Regions from separate parts of the Homo sapiens genome. Here region 1 is linked to region 2. Evidence: read pairs that join two places in POLR2A ChIA-PET (ENCODE). Cell type or tissue: IMR-90. All regions are shown on one strand. Each heading gives the region's core, and the rest is flanking DNA. Links, peaks and the distances in the headings are about the cores only. Region 1 overlaps LOC124900690 (a long non-coding RNA gene). Region 2 has its middle 12 kb from the start of RBPJ.

Region 1 (6,891 bases), core at 920-5,919, 60 kb after region 2:
TTTTCTCCAGCAAAAGACTTATTTGGCTGTTTGTGCTGACATTTTCCCATAATGATGAACCTGGTCTGAAAATTCTGTGTTGAATTACCTGCTAAGTTAATGTTTTCCAGACTCGAGCAACGTATGCAACTCTTAAATGTTAAGATTTATTATTGATTTAAGTCAGTTTTCAAAGAATGTGGCTTTTCTTCTCTCTCTCTCTTTGAGTCAGCGGTCTCCCTCTGTCACTTGGGTTGGAATGCAATGACACAATCCTGGCTCTCTGCACCCTTGACCTCTGAGGCTCAGGCGATTCTCCTGCCTCAGCCTTCTGAGAGCTGTGACCACAGGTGCGTGCCACCACACCCAGCAAATTTTTGTAGAGACATGGTTTTGCCATGTTGCCCAAACTGGTCTCGAACTCCTGGGCTCCAGTAATCTGTCCACCTCGGCCTCCCAAAGTGCTGGGACTACATGCATGACCCACTGCACCCAGTCAAAGAATGTGACTTTAAAAAGTCACATAAAACATAAACTAGCATGTGACTTTAAAAAGTCACACAAATCTAGTTATTGGTGGGAGGGCGGTGGATGATGAGAAATTACTTAATGGGTACAAAATGTACATCATTCAGATGATGGATACACTAAAAGCTCAAACTTCATGCCGACATACTATATCCATCCATGCAATAAAATTGCCCTTGTACCCTTAAATTAAAAAAAAAAAACTAGTTAAAACTTGTTATAGTTTTTACATATGCAATGATAGAACCCAAAACAAGTTTAAAAATGACATTCAAACAAAGCTATTAGAACATATTAAAATTTTGGTGTTCACATCATTATAGTCTTTCTGAAAGTCAGTCGATAGCCCCGTTGTGAGAACGTTATTGACTTTTCCATTGCGGCTGAGTCTTTTTTATTCTCCTCCTCTTCTTTTTTTTTTTTTTTTTTTTTTTTTGAGACGGAGTCTCGCTCTGTCACCCAGGCTGGAGGGCAACGGCACAATCTTGGCTCACTGCAACCTCCACCTCCCAGATTCAAGCAATTCTCCTGCCTCAGCCTCCCAAGTAGCTGGGAATACAGGCATCTGCCACCACATCTGGCTAATTTTAGTATTTTTAGTAGAGATGGGGTTTCACCATGTTAGCCAGGATTTTTTTTTTTTTTTTTTTTTGAGAAAGAGTCTTACTCTGTTGCTCATGTGCAGTGGCATGATTTCCGCTCTCATTGCAACCTCCACCTCCCATGTTCAAGCAATTCTCATGCCTTAGCCTCCTGAGGTAGCTGGGATTACAGGAGCACAACACCACACTGGCTAATTTTTGTAATTTTAGTAGACACAGGGTTTCACCATGTTGGCCAGGCTGGTCTTGAACTCCTGGCCTCAAGTGATCCACCTGCCTCGGCCTCCCATGGGGCTGGGATTACAGGTGTGAGCCACTGCACCCTGCCTGGAGTCTTTTTATTTGGCTTTTTGCTACTGTGCTGGTCCAGTTTTGCTACCACTTTTATCTACTTAAAAATCTTCATTCCATGGTGCACATGATGTCATCTGGTGTGAAATTTTGGCAAACTTATTAGGTTTGCCACTACTCTTTGTTTGTTACCCTTTGACTTGGGACAGTTGCAATAATAAACACAACAGCACATAGGGACACCAACATTGGTTGGTAATATTTGGTTAGAAGCTGGTCATGTAGACGATCCAGACAATCCTTACAATCATATTTTAGATATCTCAAAAATGAAAGCACACAATTTTACATTGTAAAGGAAATTTGTAGATCCACAACACTACGTCTACCCTAGGTGTCCTCAAACTCCACTTTAAGAAATGCGTTTACATCATATAGTCCCAGACTCAGGAAGGATAAAGTTTACTTCCACAGAATATAATACTCACATCACACGATGGAATACAAAGCAATTGGCTGAAAGAATGAGGTAGCTCTATTTATACTGACTTGAAAAGATGTCCACAGTGTATTAAGTGACCAAAGCAATACATCAGAATTGAAAACAGGGACCCAAACAGACACTTGCACACCAATGTTCATAGTTATTATTTACAATAACCCAAAGGTAGAAACAACCTAAGTGTCTATCAACACATGAATGGGTAAACCAAATGTAGTATATACAGACAATGAAATATTATTTAAAAAGGAATGGAATGCCAGGTGCGGTGGCTCACATCTGTGTCCCAGCACTTTGGGAAGCCAAGGTGGGTGGATCACCTGAGGTCAGGAGTTTGACACCAGCCTGGCCAACATGGCGAAACCCCATGGTCTACTAAAAATACAAAAATTAGCCGGGCATGGTGGCACACACCTGTAATCCCTGCTACTTGGGAGGCTGAGGCAGGAGAATCACTTGAATCTAGGAGAAGGAGGTTACAGTAAGCCGAGACCACGCTACTGTACTACAGCCTGGGTGACAGAGTGAGACTCCATTTCAAAAAAAAAAAAAAAAAAAAAGGAATGGAGTCTGATCTATGCTACAACATGTATGAGCCTTGAAAACATTAGGCTAAGTGAAATAAGCCAGAGACAAAAGGGCAAATGTTGTATGATTCTACCTTCATGAGGGATTGAGACAAGGCAAACTCATAGGGGCAGAAAGTAGAATAGATATTACTAGAAGTTCGGGGATGGGGAGAATGAGGAAGTATTGCTTAATGGGTACAGAGTTTCTATTTGGAATGATGAAAAAGTTCGGAAGGCCAGGCGCGGTGGCTCACACCTGTAATCCCAGCACTTTGGGAGGCCGTGGCGGGGGGACCACCTGAGGTCAGGAGTTCGAGACCAGGCTGACCAACATGGAGAAACCCCGTCTCTACTAAAAATACAAAAATTAGCCAGGCATGGTGGCAGATGCCTGTAATCCCAGCTACTCGGGAGGCTGAGGCAGGAGAATCGCTTGAACCTGGGAAGCAGAGGTTGTGGTGAGCCAAGATCATGCCATTGCATCCAGCCTGGGCTGGAGCAAAACTCCATCTCAAAAAAAAAAAAAAAGAAAAAAAAAAAGAGAAAGTTCTGAAAATAGTAGTGATGTTTGCACAACAATGTGAGTTGTACACTTAAAAAGTTACTAGGTTGGTGCAGCAAAAGTAATTGTGGTTTTTGCCATTACTTTTTGTGTGTGTGTGACAGAGTCGCACTCTGTCACCCAGGCTGGAGTGCAGTGGCGGGATCTCGGCTCACTGCAATCTCTGCCTCCCAGGTTCAAGAGATTCTCGTGCCCCAGCCTCCCAAGTAGCTGGGATTACAGGCACCCACCACCATGCCCGGCTAATTTTTTGCATTTTTAGTAGAGACAGGGTTTCACCATGTTGGCCAGGCTGGTCTTGAACTTCTGACCTGAAGTGATCTGCCTGCCTCAGCCTCATAAAGTGCTGGGATTACAGGTGTAAGCCACCATACCCGGCTGACCCCATCTCTTAATACTATAATATTGGAGATTAGGTTCTAACATAAACATTTTGAGGGAACACAGACATTCAGACCATAGCATATAAAGTAATAATTTATGGAGCTGTGTGTTTCATAAATTATTTATATACTTTGCTGTATGCACGTTATAATTCAATAAAATGCTTACTTAAGAGACTTCTTAAAAAAGTCATCTGTTTTGGTATTAGACTTTGCCCGCTTTTGCTTTCGAGATGCTATCACTTCTCTTTCTTCTTTTCTATTCATTCAACAAATAGTTATTGTATACCAACTGTATACAAGGCACTGTGCTAGGCAAAAGACTACTACTACACCTGTAGGAAGATGACAATTCATATTTTGAAACCTTGAAAAACTGTCTCTAGGAGTTGATTATCAAGACTTTCTATTAGTCTGTAAGATTCTTTCCTATCAGAGCTTCATATTCCCTCTTTGGCTTCTGCATAAAACTGTTTTGACATAATGGTTACCTCCCAGCTGGTGTTTTTGGCTTTTGCCCAAGAAAATCCTGCTTGCTGATCTCTAGTCTCTTGTTCTCCTCAGCTGTTTCTAATATTTGAACTCTTAATCTGACATCTTGGATATATCAGATTCTTACTGACTCCTCTCTCCCATCACTTCCTTAAAAAATTTATGGAATTAAAAATTCCACAAGTCCCTATTACTAGCCTGTGGAGATTCAGATTTATTCTGCTCTTAGGGAATTATTCACTGTTATATAGTCTAACTATAATTATTGTATCCTAAAGGGATATAGTTTATTTTCCCTTTTTTGTATTAAAATTTGTACTGGCTACAAAATGTTCAAGAGCAAATACTCTTGACTTCAACAACAGGTAAACAAATATCACCACAATTATTCTGCATTATTTGGGAGGTTCTAATACACAATAAGACAAGAAAAGCAAATGAGAACTTCACATATTTAAAAAGGAATTATTTTTATTTATATACAATATGATTGTATGCCTAGAAATTCCAAATGAGTCAGTTAAAAATATGAAACCAAGAGATAATTGGCAGAATGACTGGGTATATTTTATTGATTGATTGATTGATTTTTGAGATGGAATCTTGCTCTGTTACCCAGAGTGGAGGGCAATGGCATGGTCTCGGCTCATTGCAACCTCCACCTCCCAGGTTCAAGCGATTCTCCTGCCTCACCCTCCTGAATAGTTAGGACTACAGGTGTGTGCCACCACACCTGGCTAATTTTTGTATTTTTAGTAGAGACAGGGTTTCACTATGTTGGCCAGGCTGGTCTCAAACTCCAGACCTCATGATGCCCCGCCTCAGCTTCCCAAAGTGCTGGGATTATAGGAGTTAGCCACCATGCCTCGCCTTTATTTATTTATTTTAAAATTTTAGATTCACAGCGTACATGTACAGGTTTGTTACATGAATATATTGTGTGATGCTGAGGATCGGGCTTCTGTTGAATCCATCACCCAAATAGTGATCATAGTACCCAAATAGGTAGTTTCCCAACTATTGCACTCCTTCCTCTCTACTCCTTGGAATTTCCAGTGTCTACTGTTTCTATAAAATAAATATTTTAAAATATCAGTAACTTGTCTTTATATTAGTAATAGTGAATTATACATAGAAATTACAAAGTAAATTCTTTAAAAATAGTATTATGAAGGCTGGGTACGGTGGCTCATGCCTGTAATCCCAGCACTTTGGGAGGCTGAGGCGGGTGGATCACCTGAGGTTGGGAGTTCGAGACCAGCCTGACCAAGGTGGAGAAACCCCGCCTCTACTAAAAATACCAAATTAGCCGGACGCGGTGGCGCATGCCTGTAATCCTAGCTACTCGGGAGGCCGAGGCAGGAGAATCACTTGAACCCAGGAAGCGGAGGTTGTAGTGAGCCAAGATCGTGACATTGCACTTCAGCCTGGGCAACAAGAGCGAAACTCCGTCCCCCTCCACCCAAAAAAAAAAGTATTATGAAAAAATTTAACAAGAAAATATTGGAATCTATATGAAGAAAGCAATACTATTTTATTGAAGAAAATAAAGCCTACCATGAATAAATGGAGACACATACCCAAATCATAGATTGGAAAATTATCATTAAAATAAAATTCTTTATAAGTTAATTTAAAAGTGTTATTAAATCCAGTCAAAATTCTATCAATAATCCAGTAATAAAAAAATGAAAAAAATAAACTTTCAAAAGTGTCAAGAAAATGTTGAACAAGAATAATAAAGGATAATTTGCTGCACCACAAAAAAGTACTATAAAGTGACTGCAATAAAAATAGTATATTAATTGCTTGAGCCTGGGAGATTGAGGCTGCAGTGAGCCATGATTGCACCACTGCATTCCTGCCTGGGTGAGAGGGAGACCCTGTCTCAAAAAAAAAAAAAAAAAAAGCGTATTATGTTCCATAGATAATAGATAATACTTCTATAGTTCTAGAAACTACTCTTCTATGAATGAGAAGCTTATAAATAAGGCACACCTGAGTACAGTAGTGGTGCGCGGCCCCTCAGCAAGATAAGATCTCATTGATTTCAGCTGCCCTGAGCTGTTCCATTTTTTTCCCTCCATTTAGTCAGGGGGTCAGGCAACAGACTTAAAGCAGGCACTAGACTAGGCTATAGAGAGAGAACTGTGCAAAAGAATTTGTTACTGCTTTTAGAGAGTTTTAAGTCCAGTGGGAGAACCTGATAGTTACAGTAGTGAATAATAGCATATTTGCTGGTGGCAGGCTTGCTTCTCCCCAGTTTCATGGATTTATCTGAGCTTACAATCTGACAGGTTATGTTTATAATCCCTTGGTTAATGTCAGTGGCATTTTCCCAAAGAGCCAAGCTGATACAATTCCCAGAAAAGTAAAATTAATATAATTGCAGCTGAAAAATGGAATGTGAATTATATCTTCTTAGGACAGTGACTTTCAAACTTTTTGGTTTTAGGACCCTTACATTCTTAAATGTTATGGGGATCAATATACCAAAGTCAAATTTCTAGTGATGAAAAATCTGAAAATGAAATTTAAAAAGACAATTCTATTTATGACAGCATCAAAAAGAATAAACTACTTCGGAATAAATTTAACAAAAACAGTGCAAGTCCTAAACACCAGAAACTATGAAACATCATTGAAATAAATTAAAGAAGACCTAAATAAATGGAAAGACATCCCATGTTCACAGATTGGAAGACTTACTACAATTAAGATGATAATAGTTCCCAAATTGATCCACAGACTCAAAACAATGCCTATCAAAATGGCTGCTGGTTTCTTTGCAGAAATTGAAAAGCAGATCCTAAAGTTCATGTGGGAATGAAAGGGGCTCAGAATAACTATAACAATCTTTTAAAGAAGAACAAGTTTGGAGACTTACCCTTTCCCATTTCAAAACTTATTACAAAGCTACAGTAATCAAAATTGTGTGGCATAGGCATTAAGACAGACATATAGAGTGAAAGAATTGAATTTA
Region 2 (6,891 bases), core at 758-5,757:
GTAATCCCAGCACTTTGGGAGGCCGAGGCAGGCGGATCACGAGGTCAGGAGATCGAGACCATCTTGGCTAACACAGTGAAACCCCGTTTCTACTAAAAATACAAAAAATTAGCCAGGCGTGGTGGCGGGTGCCTGCAGTCCCAGCTACTCAGGAGGCTGAGGCAGGAGAATGGCGTGAACCTGGGAGGCAGAGCTTGCAGTGAGCTGAGATCGTGCCACTGCACTCCAGCCTGGGTGACAGAGCGAGACTCTGTCTCAAAAAAAAATAAAATAAAATAAAATAAGAAGGCCCTGGTAGAGCTGTGGTCCTCAGAACTTAGTGGGCATCAAAATCAATTAAGGGCCTGAGTTCCACTCCCTAAGACGCTAAATGAGTAAATTTGGACTGAAGCATTTATAGCAGGTATTTATAACAGGGTGCTCAGAGATTCTGATGCAAATTGTCCATGAACTGAGCTTTAAGATTTTTTTTTTTTAAGACAGGATCTTGCTCTGTTGCTCAGGCTGGAGTGTGGTAGTGCAATCAAAGTTCATTGCAGCTTTGAACTCCTGGGCTCAAGAGATCCTCTCACCTTGGCCTCCCAAAATGCTAGTATTATAGGTGTGAGTCACTGCATGCAGGGAGAATCATTCTTTGATATAGAACTTGAGTATAACCTTTCTCTGGGACTTTCTCACTAAAGGGAGTAATGGCACATAGTTTCTTTTTTAAAAATCAATAAATGAAATATTTAAATAGTAAAAGGGATGAGTTTGGGAGTTCCTAGGTGTGTATCCAAAGGCATGTGAAGCAGCTAGTGGCTCATGAGAGGCGGACATTACAGTTTGCTGTGGTGGTTTAAACACAGTGACACTTTTTTTTTTTTTTGAGACCGAGTCTCTCTCTCTCACCCAGGCTGGGGTGCAGTGTCTCAATCTCGGCTCACTGCAACCTCCACCTCCTGGGTTCAAGCAATTCACCTGCCTCAGCCTCCCAAGTAGCTGGGATTACAGGTGCCTGCCACCATGCCTGGCTAATTTTTTTGTATTTTTAGTAGAGATAGGAATTGATCATGTTAGCCAGGCTGGTTTCCAACTCCTCACCTCAAGTGATCCTCCCACCTCGACCTCCCAAAGTGCTAGGATTACAGGCGTGAGCCACCGCGCCTGGCCCCACAGTGATGCATTTCAACATTGCTAGCTGTGTGATCTTAGACAAGTTTTTTAACTTGTCAGTGCCTCAGTTTCTTCACCTATAAAATGGAGATTGTAGCTTCTAATTCATAGGATCGTCAGAATTCAAAGTATTACTGTTTCAAGTACATAGAACAGTGCTATAACACAATTGTTATAGTAATATTAGTTTTTATCATTACTCAACAAGTCCATAACTTGCATTCATCTCATCAAAATTCTTGCAAAGCATGTCAAAATGGCTGTACTTCAAAAATCAACATCGGTTGGGCACAGTGGCTCATGCCTGTAATCCCAGCACTTGGGGACGCTGAGGCGGGCGGATCACGTGAGGTCAGGAGTTCAAGACAAGCCTGGCCAACATGGGGAAACCCTGTCTCTACTAAAAATATAAAAATTAGCCGGGTGCGTTGGCAGGCGCCTGTAATCCCAGCTACTCGGGAGGCTGAGGCAGGAGACTCACTTGAGCCCGGGAGGCGGAGGTTGCAGTGAGCCAAGATCGTGCCATTGCGCTCCAGCCTGGGTGACAGAGCAAGACTCTCTGTCTCAAAAAAAAAAAAAAAAAAAAGTTAAAACAGGCAAATACAGTCATAATTTTATCTTGATTGGTGTTAATTCATTTTTTTCTCATATCCCCACTCAGAAATGACAATATTATTTTTGTTATTTAATTTCCAAGAGGATCAGATGTACAAAATGTTTGGGAAACCCACTGTAGATAGCTGATAGGAGCTTCTGAGAATACAAAGCAAGGTTTCTTGTTATCAGATTGTGCAGGGGCTCTGGGCCTAAGACAGCCCTGCTGATAGCCCATGTTAGAAACTAGGAGCCGCTCACTCTACAAATGTTTAACTCATGTTTTTTTTGTTCATCTTTATGGTTCTCTTATATTCATAACATTATCCCTGTCATTTTCTACCACGTGTTCATCAAGGTTAATAAAATGTATAGGAAATTGAAAGAGTGCCAAGAAGGATTCCATCAGACTCTGCAATTCCATATAGAAAATAAGCTCGAACTCCAGGATTAAAAGAAATAGAACACTGAAAATGAATCACAGCTTCAGGAGAACTTGAGAAACAAAAATAAATATTCACCGTTTTCTGTCCAATTGTGTTTAATTTTTCACAGGATTTTTTGGCCCTGGCAATTTGAGTTTTTTGCAGGCCTGGGTTAAGTTTTGCTTAGCTTGTTAATATGTGCAGCAGTTCAAGAAGGTAAAGCAAGAAAATGAATGGGCCATTTACTCTAGTGATGTGGAACGTGAATGGAATCAAATGCACATTTGGTGAAAAGAATGTGTACAAATCTAATAATTTGTCAGAAGTTTTTGTAGCTAATGTAATTGGAGGAAAATGTTTCCATGTGTGATTGATAGATTTGTTCTTTTTATAACATGAACAAGTTAAAGCCAGTTAACACTACCTACACAAGAAATGACAACACCATATGAATAATAAAATTCCAGTTATCTATTTATAAGGGAATATACTTAAATTTTTATTTCCTAAACTTTGCCCGTTTGTCATGCATCATATATTGCAGTGGTTTTGGGTTCTGTAATAAGCCAATGTTAAACATCCATAGTTTTAAAAAAGCAGCTGTGGTATGAATGAAAGAACACTGAACTAGCTTCACCACTAGTACTTCTACCACAAACCAAATGCCCAACTTTGAGCAAGTTTATTTTTCCTCACCTGCAAAAGGGGAATATGAAACCTATTGCATAGGGTTGCTTTGATAATTAATTGAGGTATTACATAAAATAACTGGGTACATAGTAGGCACTCAATAAATTTCTTAGGAAATTATTTTACCCATACCCATGTTCAGTTTTGTTATCTGTTAGATGGACTAATAATACTGCCTTAGAGATTTGTTGCATGAATCAAATTAGATAATCGCAGGACACGGTGGCACAGGACACGGTGGCTCAGGCCTATAATCCCAGCTCTTTGGGAGGCCAAGGCAGGAGTATCGCTTATGCCCAGGAGTTTGAGACTAGCCTGGGCAACATAGGACAACCCCATATCTACAAAAAACACAAAAATTAGCCGGGAGTAGTGGCATGTGCCTGTAGTCCCAGCTACTCGAGAGGCTAAGCCCAGGAGGCCAAGGCTGCAAGTGAGCCATGATCGTGCCACTGCACTCCAGCCTGGGTGACAGCACAAGACTCTGTCTCAAAAAAAAAAAAAAAAAATTAGATAATTATGTGGATAATAAATTGAAAGAATCCTAAATAAAATAATGGTATTTAATTTTGGTTGGCATATTTGTTTTTAAAATTTTGACTGTGGTTACACAGGAAATCAATAGAACAGAAAAAAAGATCCCTTTATTTTCTTCTCTGGCCTATGTTACTATTAACCTTGAACACAGATGGCCTTTATCACTCTTTCAAAGAAAGCCTACCAGAAAGGTTTCACTCTTTGCATCTGTATTGCTTGGTGTCAGAGATAGTGTAATGATAAGCATCAACTTGTAGGTATAACTTTTGTGGCTAGCACCCTTGTCCAGACCACACTAAGGACTAAGAAGATCCACTTTGGAACCTGTTTATTTAAGCACTGACAAATAGTAGTATATCAAACAATTCACATCTTGTTAAGTACCTAGCTTTGTGAAAGACAGCTGACTAATAATCCCTTTGAACATCAAAAGCAAAGTTGTACATTGTCTCTTTCAATAGTTGCTGCTGTAATTAGGTTAACAATTTTTATTCTAATTAATTTTTTAAAATGTTATTGTCATTATCTCAACATGTGGGAATTTTTAAAAAGCACATTGTGAAATTACTGCAAGAAAAAAGTCTCTTAAGGTAATTTCTAATCATTCTATTAATAAATATTAAGTACATACTTTGTTTTATACAATAGGTCTGTCTGAAAAGTTTTATCTCAATCTAATAATGATGTATTTCATTTGTAAAATGCATTAGAGAAACTCTTTTTTTTTTTTGAGATGGAGTCTTGCTCTGTCACCCAGGCTGGAGGGCAGTGGCCCGATCTCGGCTCACTGCAAGCTCCGCCTCCCGGGCTCACGCCATTCTCCCGCCTCAGCCTCCCGACTAGCTGGGACTACAGGCGCCCGCCACCACGCCCGGCTAATTTTTTGTATTTTTAGTAGAGACGGGGTTTCACCATGTTAGCCAGGATGGTCTCCATCTCCTGACCTCATGATCCGCCTGCCCAGGCCTCCCACACTGCTAGGATTACAGGCGTGAGCCACCGCTCCAGGCCTAGAGAAACTCTATTTAAAGGAATCTTCAAGACTCCATGTTAGATATTATAACTCGTATTATCCTGTGCTTTTGCTACTTAAATTATTATTTTCATGACTAAATTCTGTCATGATTAGCATCCTATGGAAGGATGGTTAATAAATTATATTAAGGTATTGTTAATATTTCACTAATGGATAAAAACATTTCTCAAGATCTTAACTACAAATAATTTTTCATCTAAGTACTTTGGAAAAATTTAGACATTGATGCATGGTTTGTTTTTTTTCTTCCAGCTTTCCAAACATGTGGCCTAAATTTTACCCTCAGAATAACTTTTGACTTCAGTAAGAGTTATAAACTATCGTCTGGGAGAAGCATTTGGCTCCTACTTTTCTCAAGCCTAAAGTTCTCCAGAAATGTTCTTATGAAATGCAAATCTGATTTTCATCAGCAGTTTTACCTACGTAGCATCATATTTTCCTTCACCAGCAAACACTGAGTATTTTATTTTTAAATAGCATAGCTATATCTGTATTTGCATGATACTTTCCAACTTTCCGAAATAAGCAATGAAACACAGAATCTAGGCAAAAGAAAAAAAGATAATTTAAGAACTGAAAAATAACTTCTGAAAAACAGAGCACATACAGAAGTATTTAGTTTTATGCAATAGAGGGTTTTCAAAAGGTTGTATGCCTGTCTAACATGCAACAGCTTTCTAGTTAAAGGGATGCTGTGATGTATAATTTCCACAGTGACGGTAACTATGAGTCTGCACTGTCTCAAGCCCTCTCACAGACATCAATCATCTCAGTCAGTCCTCAGGACAATGCTGACAGTTGGTAATTTTATTCCTGTTTTTACAGATGTGCCTCGGAGGGTATGATTTACACAAGTCATACTCCTAGAAGTGGGATTTACGATTGTTAGTGAGTTCTTTATTTTTTTGGCTATAACAATTTAAATTATTTTTATTATTATAAACTGATAGAGAATATTTTATGTGAAGTACCCAGAGTATCAAATTATAATTTTAATAAACTATTTAAAGTTACAAAAATGATTTACGAAAGTATAAAATGATGAGAAATGCAACAAGATTTATTTTAAAATATATTTTAAATAGTTAATATATTTAATTTTTAAAAAATCCTACAAACAAGTAACAGTGAGTGGCTGAAAATGGGTGACCAAGACAGGGGCTACTGAATTTTAACCCATTTGAATTTTCTGACACATTTATTAATTAAAAAATAATTCTCAGCCGGGCACAGTGACTCATGCCTGTAATCCCAGCACTTTGGGAGGCTGAAGCGGGTGGATCAGGAGGTTAGGAGATTGAGACTATCCTGGCTAACAGGATGAAACCCCGCCTCTACTAAAAATACAAAAAATTGGCCGGGCATGGTGGCGGACACCTGTAGTCCCAGCTACTCGGGAGGCTGAGGCAGGAGAATGGCATGAACCTGGGAGGTGGAGGTTGCAGTGAGCGGAGATCGCGCCATTGCACTCCAGCCTGGGCATCAGAGTGACTTTGTCTCAAATAATAATAATAATAATAATAATAATAATTCTCCAAATAAATGATAAGAAAACTACAGACCAATACCTCTTATAATATTGACACAAAATCCTCAATAAAATACTGGCAAACGCTCGACAAACTAGAAATGGAAGGGAACTTTCTCAACCTGATAAAAGTCATCCATAGGAAACCTGCAGCCAACATCGTAAGAATGAAACAAGAATTTCCACTCTCACCAATTCTATTCAACATGGTATTGAAGGTTCTAGCCAGGACAATTAGGCAAGATAATGAAGTAAAAGACATCAGATTGGAAAGAAGGAAGTAAAAGTGTCTGTATCTTCAGATGACATGATCTTGTATATTGACATGATCTTAGGCATAGAAAATTTTAAGAACTCGCCCAGGTGCGGTGGCTTACATCTGTAATCCCAGCACTTTGGGAGGCTAGGTGGGTGGATCACCTGAGCTCAGGAGTTCGAGACCAGCCTGGCTAAAATGGTGAAACCCCATCTGTACTAAAAATATTAAAAAAAAAATTAGCCAAGGGCAGTGGCACACGCCTGTAGTCCCAGCTACTTGGGAGGCTGAGGCAGGTGAATCACTTGAACCCAGGAGGCGGAGGTTGCAGTGAGCTGAGATCATGCCATTGCACTCCAGCCTGGGTGACAAGAGTGAAACTCAGTCTCAGAAAAAAAAAAAAAAAAAAAAAAAGAAAAGAAAATTCTAAGAACTCCACTAAAAAATTATTATCTGTACCACTAACACATATATTCAGCCAAGTTGGAGAATACAAGATTAATATAAAAAAATTGTATTCTATATATTTTCAAGGAACCATCTGAAAATTAAACTAAGAAAACAATCCCATTTCCAATAGCATGAGTATTAAATATCCAGAGTATCAAATTAAATAAATAAAGTACTTAGGTATAAATTTTTAAAAAGAAGTGCAAGCTTTATGCTCTGA

Evidence for each region. ChIA-PET counts read pairs that join two places held together with the same protein. Peaks named below come from ENCODE experiments on the same cell type or tissue, not always from the same donor. Only the 100,000 strongest peaks of a DNase experiment are listed, where the experiment ranks them.
Region 1: POLR2A ChIA-PET joins it to region 2 with 6 read pairs; 9 of 35 experiments call an interaction of 5 or more read pairs at or near these places.

Annotation. Positions count from the first base shown.
Region 1 is chr4:26,245,900-26,252,790 of GRCh38, reverse strand. All of the region lies in intron 1 of LOC124900690 (a long non-coding RNA gene), which reads left to right. It also overlaps a transcript of RBPJ not described here. Among named protein-coding and RNA genes, the nearest start is that of RBPJ, 72 kb to the left of the region's middle. In IMR-90, for the core only: no CTCF peak of the experiment used is centred there; a DNase peak (open chromatin) is centred at 3,940.
Region 2 is chr4:26,305,516-26,312,406 of GRCh38, reverse strand. It overlaps a transcript of RBPJ not described here. Among named protein-coding and RNA genes, the nearest start is that of RBPJ, 12 kb to the left of the region's middle. In IMR-90, for the core only: no CTCF peak of the experiment used is centred there; no DNase peak of the experiment used is centred there.